2 separate regions of the Homo sapiens genome follow, and region 2 is linked to region 1. A link is an interaction called in ENCODE POLR2A ChIA-PET data of the cell type or tissue named here. Cell type or tissue: endothelial cell of umbilical vein. All regions are shown on one strand. Links, peaks and the distances in the headings refer to the core of each region. The heading gives the core; the rest is flanking DNA.

What was found. Peaks named below come from ENCODE experiments on the same cell type or tissue, not always from the same donor. Only the 100,000 strongest peaks of a DNase experiment are listed, where the experiment ranks them.
Region 2: POLR2A ChIA-PET joins it to region 1 with 8 read pairs; 7 of 35 experiments call an interaction of 5 or more read pairs at or near these places.

The regions. Positions count from the first base shown.
Region 1 is chr14:103,640,606-103,645,975 of GRCh38, forward strand. All of the region lies in intron 1 of KLC1 (kinesin light chain 1), which reads left to right. Among named protein-coding and RNA genes, the nearest start is that of KLC1, 14 kb to the left of the region's middle. RefSeq lists a silencer at 3,567-3,616. In endothelial cell of umbilical vein, for the core only: no CTCF peak of the experiment used is centred there; no DNase peak of the experiment used is centred there.
Region 2 is chr14:103,700,858-103,706,227 of GRCh38, forward strand. It overlaps KLC1 (kinesin light chain 1), which reads left to right. Exons shown (of 17, transcript NM_001394837.1): 17 at 344-687. It overlaps XRCC3 (X-ray repair cross complementing 3), which reads right to left. Exons shown (of 10, transcript NM_005432.4): 7 at 2,316-2,470. Among named protein-coding and RNA genes, the nearest start is that of XRCC3, 12 kb to the right of the region's middle. RefSeq lists enhancers at 986-1,035, 5,057-5,370. In endothelial cell of umbilical vein, for the core only: no CTCF peak of the experiment used is centred there; DNase peaks (open chromatin) are centred at 3,044, 4,074 and 4,584; H3K27ac peaks cover 2,361 bases.

The DNA.
Region 1 (5,370 bases), core at 156-5,155:
CGCCTCGGCCTCCCAAAGTGCTGGGATTACAGGCGTGAGCCACCGCGCCCGGCCCTGTGAATTCTTAATATACATATTGTATGTATACTTTTTTGGTTTTGTTTTTATCAAGTTATATATGTATTTTGTATTTATGTGTAGATTTGAAAATAAACTTTTAATTTTAGAATAGTTACAGATTTACAGAAAAGTTGCAAAGATAGTACAGAGAGTTCCCACATACTTTGCATCCAATTTCCCCTAATGTTAATATCCTACATTACTGTGATACATTTGTGACAACCAAGGAACCAACATTGGTACCTTACTATTATTATTACTATTATTTTTTTTTTCTTTTGAGACAAAGTTTTGCTAGGTCACCCAGGCTGGAGTGCAGTGGCTCCATGGCTCACTGCAACCTCTGCCTTCTGGGTTCCAGCAATTCTCCTGCCTCAGCCTCCCTAGTAGCTGGAATTACAGGCATGCGCTACTATGCCTGGCTAATTTTTGTACTTTTAGTAGAGATGGGGTTTTGCCATGTTGGCCATGCTGGTCTCGAACTCCTGCCCTTAAGTGATCCACCTGCCTCGGCCTCCCAGTGTTGGGATCACAGGTGTGAGTCACTGTGCCCAGCCTGGTACATTATTATTAACTGAACTCCACTTTATTTGGTATCACTGGTTTTTCCCTTGTCCTTGTTGTACCTCAGGATCCCATCCAAGATACCATATCACATTTAGTCATCATGCCTCCTGCTCTGTGGCTGTTTTCTTAGACTTTCCTTGCATTAGAGGACTGTCTTAGCTTGCGAGGCTGTAACAAAGTACCACAGGCTAGTGACTCACGAACAACACAAGCCACAGTCCTGGAGGCTGGAAGTCTGGGATCAGGGTGCCAGCATGGTCAGATTCTGGTGCAGACCCTCTTTCTGGTTGCATGCTACCGACTTCTAGATGTATTCTCACATGGTGAAAAGAGTGTGAGAGAGTTCCCTTTTTAAAAAAAATTTAATAATAATTATTTTTTTGAGACAGAGTCTGTCTCTGTTGCCCAAGCTGGAGTGCAGTGGCACAATCTTGGCTCACTGCAGCCTCCGCCTCCTGGGTGCACTTCATCCTCCCACCTCCACCTCAGCCTCCCAGGCTCAATTCATCCTCCCAAGTAGCTGGGACTACAGGTGCACACTACAACACCCAGATAATTTTTGTATTTTTTGTAGAGATGGGGTTTTACCATGTTGCCCAGACTGGTCTTGAACACCTGAGCTCAAGCTATCTGCCTGCCTTGGCATCCCAAAGTGTTGGGATTATAGGTATCAGCCACTATACTCTGCCTAGGTTCCCTTTATTTTTTATTTTTTTGAGACAGAGTCTCACTCCATCGCCCAGGCTGGAGTGCAGTGGCATGATCTCAGCTCACTGCAACCTCTGCCTGCTGGGTTCAAGCTATTCTCCTGCCTCAGCCTCCTGAGTAGCTGGGATTACAGGCATGCACCACCATGCCCGGCTAATTTTGTATTTTTAGTAGAGACGGGGTTTCACCATATTGACTAGGCTGGTCTCGAACTCCTGATTTCAGGTGATTCACCCACCTCGGCCTCCCAGAGTGCTGGGATTACAGGCATGAGCCACTGCTCAGCCCCTGGGTTCCCTTTTTTAAAGGCACTAATCCCACCGTGAGGGGTCCCCTCATGGCCTAATCACCTCCCAAAGGCCCCACCTCCTAAAAGCATTACTCTAGGCATTAGAATTTTAACATGTGAATTGGGGTGGGGGGCACACATTGATTCCATTGCAATAACCTTGATAGTTTTGAGACATATGGGCAAGGTATTTTGTACAATGTCCTTAAATTTGGGTTTGTCTTGATATTTTTCCCATGGTTAAGTCAGGGTTATGAGTTTTTAGGAGAAAGACTACTGGCTCCCAGTTTTGGATTCTGATTCCATTGTACCAAAACAAATCAGAACTCTTTGGAGTAATGGGTGATTCTAGGGCTGGGGCAGGGAAAATATAAGATGAGCCTGAAGCTTCTTCTAGTGTTTGAATGTAAGGATATGCTAAAAAACAAAGGGATGGGAACATGAAGAAGGGACACAGGAACCAACTGAAAGAGCTCCCATTGACAAAAGCTGGAACAACTTGAACAATAAAATAAATAATGTAGTTTTTTGGTTTTTTGGTTTTTTTTTTTTTTTTGAGACGGAGTCTCACTCTGTTGCCCAGGCTGGAGTGCAGTGGCGTGATCTCGGCTCACTGCAACCTCCACCTCCCAGGTTCAAGGCAATTCTCCTGTCTCAGCCTCCTGAGTTGCTGGGACAACAGGCGCACACCACCACGCCCGGCTAATTTTTTTGTATTTTTAGTAGAGACGGGGTTTCACCATTTTGGTCAGGTTGGTCTCCAACTCCTGACCTCAGGTAATCCACCCACCATGGCCTCCCAAAGTGTTGGGATTACAGGCATGAGCCTCCATGCCCAGCCAAGAATGTATTTTTAACAATTAGTATTTTACTTATCACCTAAAGTATAAAACAAATATCTGTAAGTCCATATTGATATAAATAATTACATTAATAAATGAGGAAAGAGACAAAGAATAGACTGATCTCCCTTAGAGAAGAATTCCAAATAATGGTAGATTCTTCCATCTTCCAGAGGGTCCTCTATAACTTTCCCCATCTCCTTGGAGTGTGGGCTGCACTTAGTGACTTGCTTCCTAAGAGTATGGAATGGGATGACTGTGTGTGGAGGTGGTGGTGATAATCTTACAGTGGCTAAACCTGCAAATGCTACCTGAGCCAGGTGGTCGAGGCTGATGTATTAGGTGTAAATCATGTTGGCACGTGCCCTTGATAGAATTGTTATGAAAAGATTCAAACCCTGTAAAATATTTGAAAAGATTTATTCTGAGCCAAATATGAGTGACCATGGCCCGTGACACAGCCCTCAGGAAGTCCTGAGAACATGTGCCCAAGGTGGTCGGGGCACAGCTTGGTTTTATACATTTTAGAGAGGCATGAGACATCAATCAGATACATTTAAGAAATACATTGGTTGACCGGGCATGGTGGCTCACGCCTGTAATCCCAACACTTTGGAAGGCCAAGGCAGGCAGATCACTTGAGGTCAAGAGTTCCAGACCAGCCTGGCCAATATGGTGAAACTCCGTCTCTACTAAAAATACAAAAATTAGCCTGGCGTGGTGGTGCATGCCTGTAATCCCAGCTACTCGGGAGGCTGAGTCAGGAGAATCACTTGAGCGCAGAAGGTGGAGGTTGCCTGGCCCGAAGGCATTTGTTTAATTTCCTTTTGCTTCCAATGTGGCTGTTAAGAAACCTAAAGTTGGCTGGGCACGGTGGCTCACGCCTGTAATCCCAGCACTTTGAGAGGCCGAGGCAGGCAGATCACGAGGTCAGGAGATCGAGACCATCCTGGGTAACATGGTGAAACCCCATCTCTACTAAAAATACAAAAAATTAGCTGGGTGTGGTTGCGGGCGCCTGTGGTCTCAGCTACCAGGGAGGATGAGGCAGGAGAATGGCCTGAACCTGGGAGGCGGAGCTTGCAGTGAGCCGTGATTGCACCACTGCACATCAGCCTGGGCAACAGAGCGAGACTCTGTCTCAAAAAAAAAAAAAAAAAAAGCCTAAAGTTATTCTCGATTCTTTCTACGTGACTTTTTTTTTTTGAGATGGAATCTCGCTTTGTCGCCCAGGCTGGAGTGCAGTGGCGTGATCTCGGCTCACTGCAACCTCCGCCTCCCGAGTTCAAGCAATTCTCTGCCTCAGCTTCCCGAGTAGCTGGGATTACAGGCTCCCGCCACCACACCCGGCTAATTTTTTTGTGTTTTTAGTAGAGATGGGCTTTCATCATATTGGCCAGACTGGTCTTGAACTCCTGACCTCCTGATCCACCCGCTTCAGCCTCCCGAAGTGCTTGGACTAAGGCGTGAGCCACCGCGCCCGGCCTGCATGACCTGTTTTTTTTCCTCCCTCTCTGGAAGTATAGAGAATATTCTCTGGGACTGGGTGTGGTAGCTCACGCCTATAATCCCAGTACTTTGGGAGGCCGAGGTAGGAGGATCACTTGAGCCCAGGACTTTGAGACCATTCTGGGCAACATAGTGAGACCCTGTCTCTACTTAAAAAGAAAAGAGAAGAGAAGAAAAAGAATATTCTCTTGTCACCAAAATATTTTAATTTTCTTAGGACAATTTTTTTGGGGGGTCAAGTTCTACCTTTAGAACAGTGCCTTGAATAAAGTAGAGGCTCAGTAAACATTTGAGGAATGGATGGATGTTACTCTTTTGGGGCTGGCCAGATTTCTTTCTTTAGTTCTGTTCTTTTCTGTTCTATTCTGTTCTTTTCCTTTTCTTTTCTTTCTCTCTCTCTTTCTTTCTTTTTCTTTGAGTTTCTTTCTTGTTGCCCAGGCTGGAGTGCAATGGGGTGATCTTGGCTCACTGCAACCTCCGCCTCCTGGGTTCAAGTGATTCTCCTGCCTCAGCCTCTCAAGTAACTGGGGTTACAGGCATGTGCCACCACACCTGGCTAATTTTGTATTTGTAGTAGAGTCGGGGTTTCTCCATGTTTGCTAGGCTGGTCTCGAACTCCCGACCTCAGGTGATCCGCCCGCCTCGGCCTCCCAAAGTGCTGGGACTACAGGCGGGAGCCACTGCGCCTGGCCTGGGGCTGGCCAGATTTCTCGGGAAAATTTGCCTGTCTTTTTTTTGGAGGCGAAGACCTAGCTGCCCTACCAGGTCTACAAACCAAGTGGTGGCTGAGAGTTGGTCATCTCCCAGGTTCCCCCTGGTGCTGCCTAGCTCAGTTCTTCTGCAGCTCCCTGCCATGCTTGTAGTGGACATCGCAGTCGCACTTCTTAGTTTAAAGCATCCACCTAATGCAGTTGTGTGTGTGTTATGCTGAACGTTGAGGATGTGTTTTGAGGAATGCATCGTTAAGTGATTTCGTTGTGGGGGCATCAGGGAGTACATTTACACAAACCTAGGAAGTATAACCTACTGCACACCTAGGCTGTATGGTGTAGCCCATTGCTCCTAGGCTAAAAACCCATACAGTATGTGGCTGTGGTAGGCAGCTGTAACAGTGGTAAATATTTGTGCAACTAAACATATCTAAACATAGAAAAGATATAGTCAAAATAGGTGTTACAATCCTTTTTTTTTTTTTGAGACAGAGTCTCGCTCTGTTGCCCAGGCTGGAGTGCAGTGGCACAATCTCAGCTCACTGCAAGTTCCGCCTTCTGGGTTCATGCCATTCTTCTGCCTCAGCCTCCCGAGTAGCTGGGACTACAGGCACCCGCCACCATGCCCAGCTAATTTTTTTGTATTTTTAGTAGAGACAGGGTTTCATCGTGTTAGCCAGGATGG
Region 2 (5,370 bases), core at 296-5,295, 60 kb after region 1:
AGAGGGGCTTGGCTCAGGGTCCCCATCCTCATGCAAGCCCAAGGGCCACAGAGTGGGGGGGTGGGAATGGCACCAGGCTCTGCTTATGCAAGAGAAGGCTCTGTGTCCACACCCCTGGCTTCCCCCGTGCCAGACGCAGGCCTTTGGTGCTCCAGGGAGCAGAGACCAAAGACGCACCAGTCCCCCATGACCCCTCGGCCCCAGGGAGGCTCACAACCAGCAACACCCTCTTCTCTAGGCAGACTTGGGGTGGGGGTTCCCCAGAGAGCTGTTTCCAGAACAGAACTTAGTAACACTGTCAGGTTTTGGCGGCCCAGCCCTGACCTTCTATCTTCTCTTGCAGTGACCCCGACCTGGCCCCGCTCCAGGATGGGACTGCCGAGTGTGGCCCGGAGCTGGCCCGGGACAGCCAGGGCGGCAGGGAGGGCCCCTGGCCGGGAGCCGCAGCGCTCACTCATTTCTCCTGCGTCTGTGTGCATAGGACATGATACTAATAACCACACGGCTGGCGTGACCTTGGGGCTGGGGCTGGGCCTAAGCTGGTGCCCTGGTGCGGCGTGGTCTCTCCCAGGAGACCTGGGGCATGAGCTGGGCCCACGGCTCCCTTCCCATGTGTAACTTCCTCACGTTGTGTGCGATAACGTATTTTATTGTACATTTTTTTAAATTAAAAGTTTATATGCCTTATGCTTTACTTGAAAGTTTTTATAAGACCTCTTAGAAGTGGGGGAAGGCTGGCGGGCGCGGTGGCTCACGCCTGTAATCCCAGCACTTTGGGAGGCCGAGGTGGGCGGATCACCAGGTCAGGAGATCGAGACCATCCTGGCTAACATGGTGAAACCCCGTCTCTATTAAAGATACAAAGAATTAGCTGGGCGTGTTGGTGGGCGCCTGTAGTCCCACCTACTCTGGAGGCTAAGGCAAGAGAATGGCGTGAACCCGGGAGGTGGAGCTTGCAGTGAGCTGAGATTGCACCACTGTACTCCAGCCTGGGCGACAGAGCGAGACTGTCTTAAAAAAAAAAAAGAGAAGTGGGGGAAGGCCCACCCAGGAGCTGCTCTGCCAGGCCACAGCCATGTCTAGGGTGGGCTGGACATGGCAGCCGCTCCCCCTGCACAGGGTGGAATTTCCTTACTTGCCTTTGGTCAGGGGTTTACTCCCAAACGTCCCATCTTTTCTTCTGCGTCTTTTCTACTTCATCACTTCTCCCTCCCAGGATGATGTCTATAAACTAAGCACTGACAGCTCACAGCACTGCTGCCCCAGCTGCAGGGATGGGTCCCAGCCTCTCTTGCCTGCTTCTTGGCTACAGGACGGACTCCACTGGCCCCCGGTGAGTGGCCCCTGCTCTCTGCAAGGCCCTGCCATAGGTCCCTCCTCCAAGCCCAGCCAGTGTCTGCAGGGAAGCCAGCAGCCAGGCAGTGGTCAAGGATCTGAGGTCACCTGTCTGAGCTGGGTGCCCAGCAGGCCTTGGCCAGGTGGAGCCCCTGTGCCCCTAGTGAGGGCCGTCTTCCCCTCAGGGGCAAGGGGAAACCAACACAGCTATCTCACCAGGGCAGCAGCCTGGAGAGCAGGTCGCATCCTTCTCAGGGCGGTGGTCTCCTGGGGCAGCTGGTCAGGGGCCCACAGCCCAGAGGAGGTCCTTGCCACCCGCCTGGGGCTTCTCTTCCCCACTCCGTCTTCATGGGCAAGGTTGACAGATGGTGTACAGGCGCCCAGTTACATCTGAGTTTCAGATCATGAAGAAAGTTGATCTGAATATGGGCATCCTCATTCTAGAACACGCTTCAAAGCTGCCTGAGATTCAGATGTAACTGGGTGTCGCAGCCTGCCGCCCTGCCTGCCTGGCCCACAGCCACTCCTGGCCAGGATTCTGTTTGGCCAAACTGCCGTCAGGCTCCTGAGCCTCCTCCTAGGCCCATCTGTGCACGTCCTCATGAAATCCAGTTTTGGCAATCCCTGCTGAGATTGTAGCAGGACCCCTGCTCTCCGTATCCAGTCGCCCTCAGTAGCTGACTGGTCCATCCTCCACAGTCCCCAGAGGCCGTCTGATCCCCAAGGCACACCTTCAGCAAGGGTCCTGGCAGGATGCTTTAGCCAGAATTCCCTCCCCTGCCAGTTCCTCTCAGTCACTCTCCATCCTCTGACCCCACCTGCTCCTCGGGCGTAAACCCCCATGACCCATGCTGTGTTCAGAGCTGAGCCCCAACTCTCCCTGCCCTGCTGTGAGACCCCATTGCCGTGGTGGCTACACCTGCCCCAATGGTCCTGAATAGCTTGCCTTGGGGGTGTCATGGGGCTTCTCCCACACTCACCACATCGGCCACGTGCTCGATGAAGATCTGGCTGCCAAATCGGAGCTTCTGAAGCAGCTCTCCTGGAACGTCAGTGCGCAGCCGCGGCTGCTGGGCCATGAGCTGCTGCAGGCGCTTGTGCGGGAAGGCGTCTTCCGTGCAGATGTAGACGGCTCCTGGGAAGCAAGAGTGCCTGATGTGCCCAGGGGACTCCAGACGGGCCTGTGACTGCCACACAAATCAAGTGCAGATGTCTCCCGCCATTTCTAACTCTCTGCCCCTCACAGGTTCTTTGCCCCTCGCCTGGGGAGGGAGGAGGCTGGTGCTTTTTCTCACCCTCCCACTGGCAGCCACCTCCGGGGCCAGGTGACCCCTCAGGAGGAATATGGGCTGGGTCTCCACTTCTGACACCCAGGCAAGGACTTCCCCTGTCCTGGGCCCTGGGCTGGAATGGCCACAGATGGGAGGCCTCTCCTGCTCCACCCTGCCCCTCCTTCCCCCTGTGAACCTCCGTTCCCCACTGCAGGGCAGGGAGCAAGTGGCAGCATCAGGGCAACGCCTTCTGGAAATGGCCCCTGAGCCCCGACACATGGCCACCCTCAAGGCCCCCACTGAGCAAGCGTTTCCTCTCTTCAAAGCTCCTGCAATCTGGGCTCCATGGTGAAATTCAAAAAGCCAGCTTGAAAAGACACGTGTTGGTGAGGATGTGTAGGAGGCAGACCCCTGACCCCTGTGCACTGCCGCTAGGAATGTAAAATGGTGCAGCTCGGAAAACAATCGGTACTTCCTTAAAAAGTTAAACAAATCACATGACTCAGCAGCCCCACTCCTAGGTAGATACCCAAGAGAAAGAACGTCCACCGTAGCACGTTTCATGACAGCCCGGGGGGAGACGGCCCAAAGGCCATCAACTGAGGAGTGGACGAATGAAGTGCGGCCCATCCTTACAGTGGGATGATCGAATCTTAAAAGGGAAGGCAGTTCTGACACCTGCTCCAGCACGGATGAACCTCGAAAACACAATGCCAATGCAGGAAGCCTGTCACGAGACCACGTGCTGTCCGGCTGCACTTGCATGGAGCTCCCAGGACAGGAAGAGTCACAGGTAGGGAAAGGGGAGGCAGGCTGCTGGGGGTGGGGGCTGACTGCTCATGGGTAGGGTTTCCTTTTGGGGTGAGGGAACTGTTCTGGAATTGGATAGTGGTGACGGGCACAGAACTTTGTGCTTCTATTAAAAGCCACTGAATTTATTTATTTTATTTTAATTTTTGAGAGACAAGAGACTCACTCTGTCGCCCAGGCTGGAGTGCAGTGGTGCGATCTCGGCTCACTGCAACCTCTGCCTCCCGGGTTCAAGTGATTCTCCTGCCTCAGCCTTCTGAGTAGCTGGGATTACAAGGCGTGCGCTACCACGCCCAGCTAATTTTTGTATTTTTAGTAGAGACTGGGTTTCACCATGTTGGTCAGGCTGCTCTCGAACTCCTGACTTCATGATCCGCCTGCCTCAGCCTCGGCCTCCCAAAGTGCTGGGATTACAGGCATGAGGTACTGCGCCTATCAGGCCGAACTGTACACTTTTAGAGGGAATTTTATGGCATGTAAATTACATCTCAATTTAAAAAACAGGAAGGCTTAGGGGGACTGATTTGAGTAATAATAAAACTCCAGTTTCCTGCAAAACAAAAACAAAAAGACAAGGCCGGCGAGCTCTCTAAGCACTGACTATGCCAGGAAGGCTGCCCAGCCAGGACCCCGTGGCCCACGGGGCGTCGTCCTGTTCCTGCAGTGGCACATGCAGTTGTGGGAGAGCCAGTGCCCCCACGCCGTGTCATGCAGCCTGTTTGTGAGTGTCCGCGTAACCTTTAATTCTGAGCTGATTTTGCTTTGACAGAATTTCAAACGTAAAGAAGAGTTGCAAAAATGGGTCAGGAACCCCCCGCCCCATTCTGTGTCAGAACTAAGCTTCTGAGAAGCATCTGGCCCGCTTGAGGCCAGGAACGTATAAATACTGCCTTGGGAGGCCACATCCCTTTTGTGGCTGGTTCCCTTCCCCACCAGTGTCCCCAGCAGTGACTGTGCCCCTAGTCAGGAGCCACAGGAAGGTCGGGGCCCTGGGCTTCCTCCGTCCTGTTGGCTGGAGAGAGGCTGGGCTGGAAGGCTCGGAAGCAGGTGGAACCGGTCAAGCAGCGTGTTTTTGTTGGGGTGACGTTATGTAGGGGCTGCACAGTCATGGGGACATCGTGAAGCTGGCAGGAGGGTGGCTGTGGACAGCCCAGCGGTGGGCGGGGCCCCAGCAGGCCTGGGAGAGCCTCACGCGGCTTAAGCACGGGAGTCGGAATCACTTCAGAGCCCGCCTGCCGCTTTCTTTTCAAAATTCGGGCCTTTAGATTGGATCCAGGAAAGGAAGTCATTTCCCCAGGAAAGCACATCTGACCCCTAACCTTGCATGTGGTCACGGTGGCCGTGGGGCCCCCTCCCTTCCCCTGGCCCGCAAGGCTGGACTGTGCTGTCATCCCGCAGCAGTCACTGGGCTGGGCACAGCTGGGGGATTCAGGGAGGGTGTCCTAAGGCTTCTGTGTCCCTGGGTATCGGGGAGTGTGGGCTTCACTGAAAAGGCCAACGGGGTGGAAGCTGAGGGGGAGTCATTGCACAAATCAGATTTGCACGAAGCCTGGCACGGAGGACGCTGGAGAATGAGGGCGGCTCCCGTCCCGTTCCTGAGCACGCTCGAGTCCCGCCTCCACCTCACAGCAGCTCTTCCGTGCGGTAAGCGGGAGACTCCCATTTTCAAGGCCAACTCCTGTCCTCCCGGCTTCTGGCTGTCTCCAGGCTCATCCCCAAGACCAGCCGCAGGGACTCAGGCACCTGACAAGAGGGTGCCCTCCCCTGGGCTGCAGGGACAAAAATGCCTGTGGCGTGAGCAGACCCCAGCTGGGCTCTCAGGAGACCCCTCACCCTCCACCCGACACGGAGGCTCAGGAGACCCCTCACCCTCCACCCAGCACTGAAGCTCAGGCAGGCACAGCACACCCTGGGTCCTGGGGATGACGCTGACCTGAGGGTGGCAGAGGTGAGG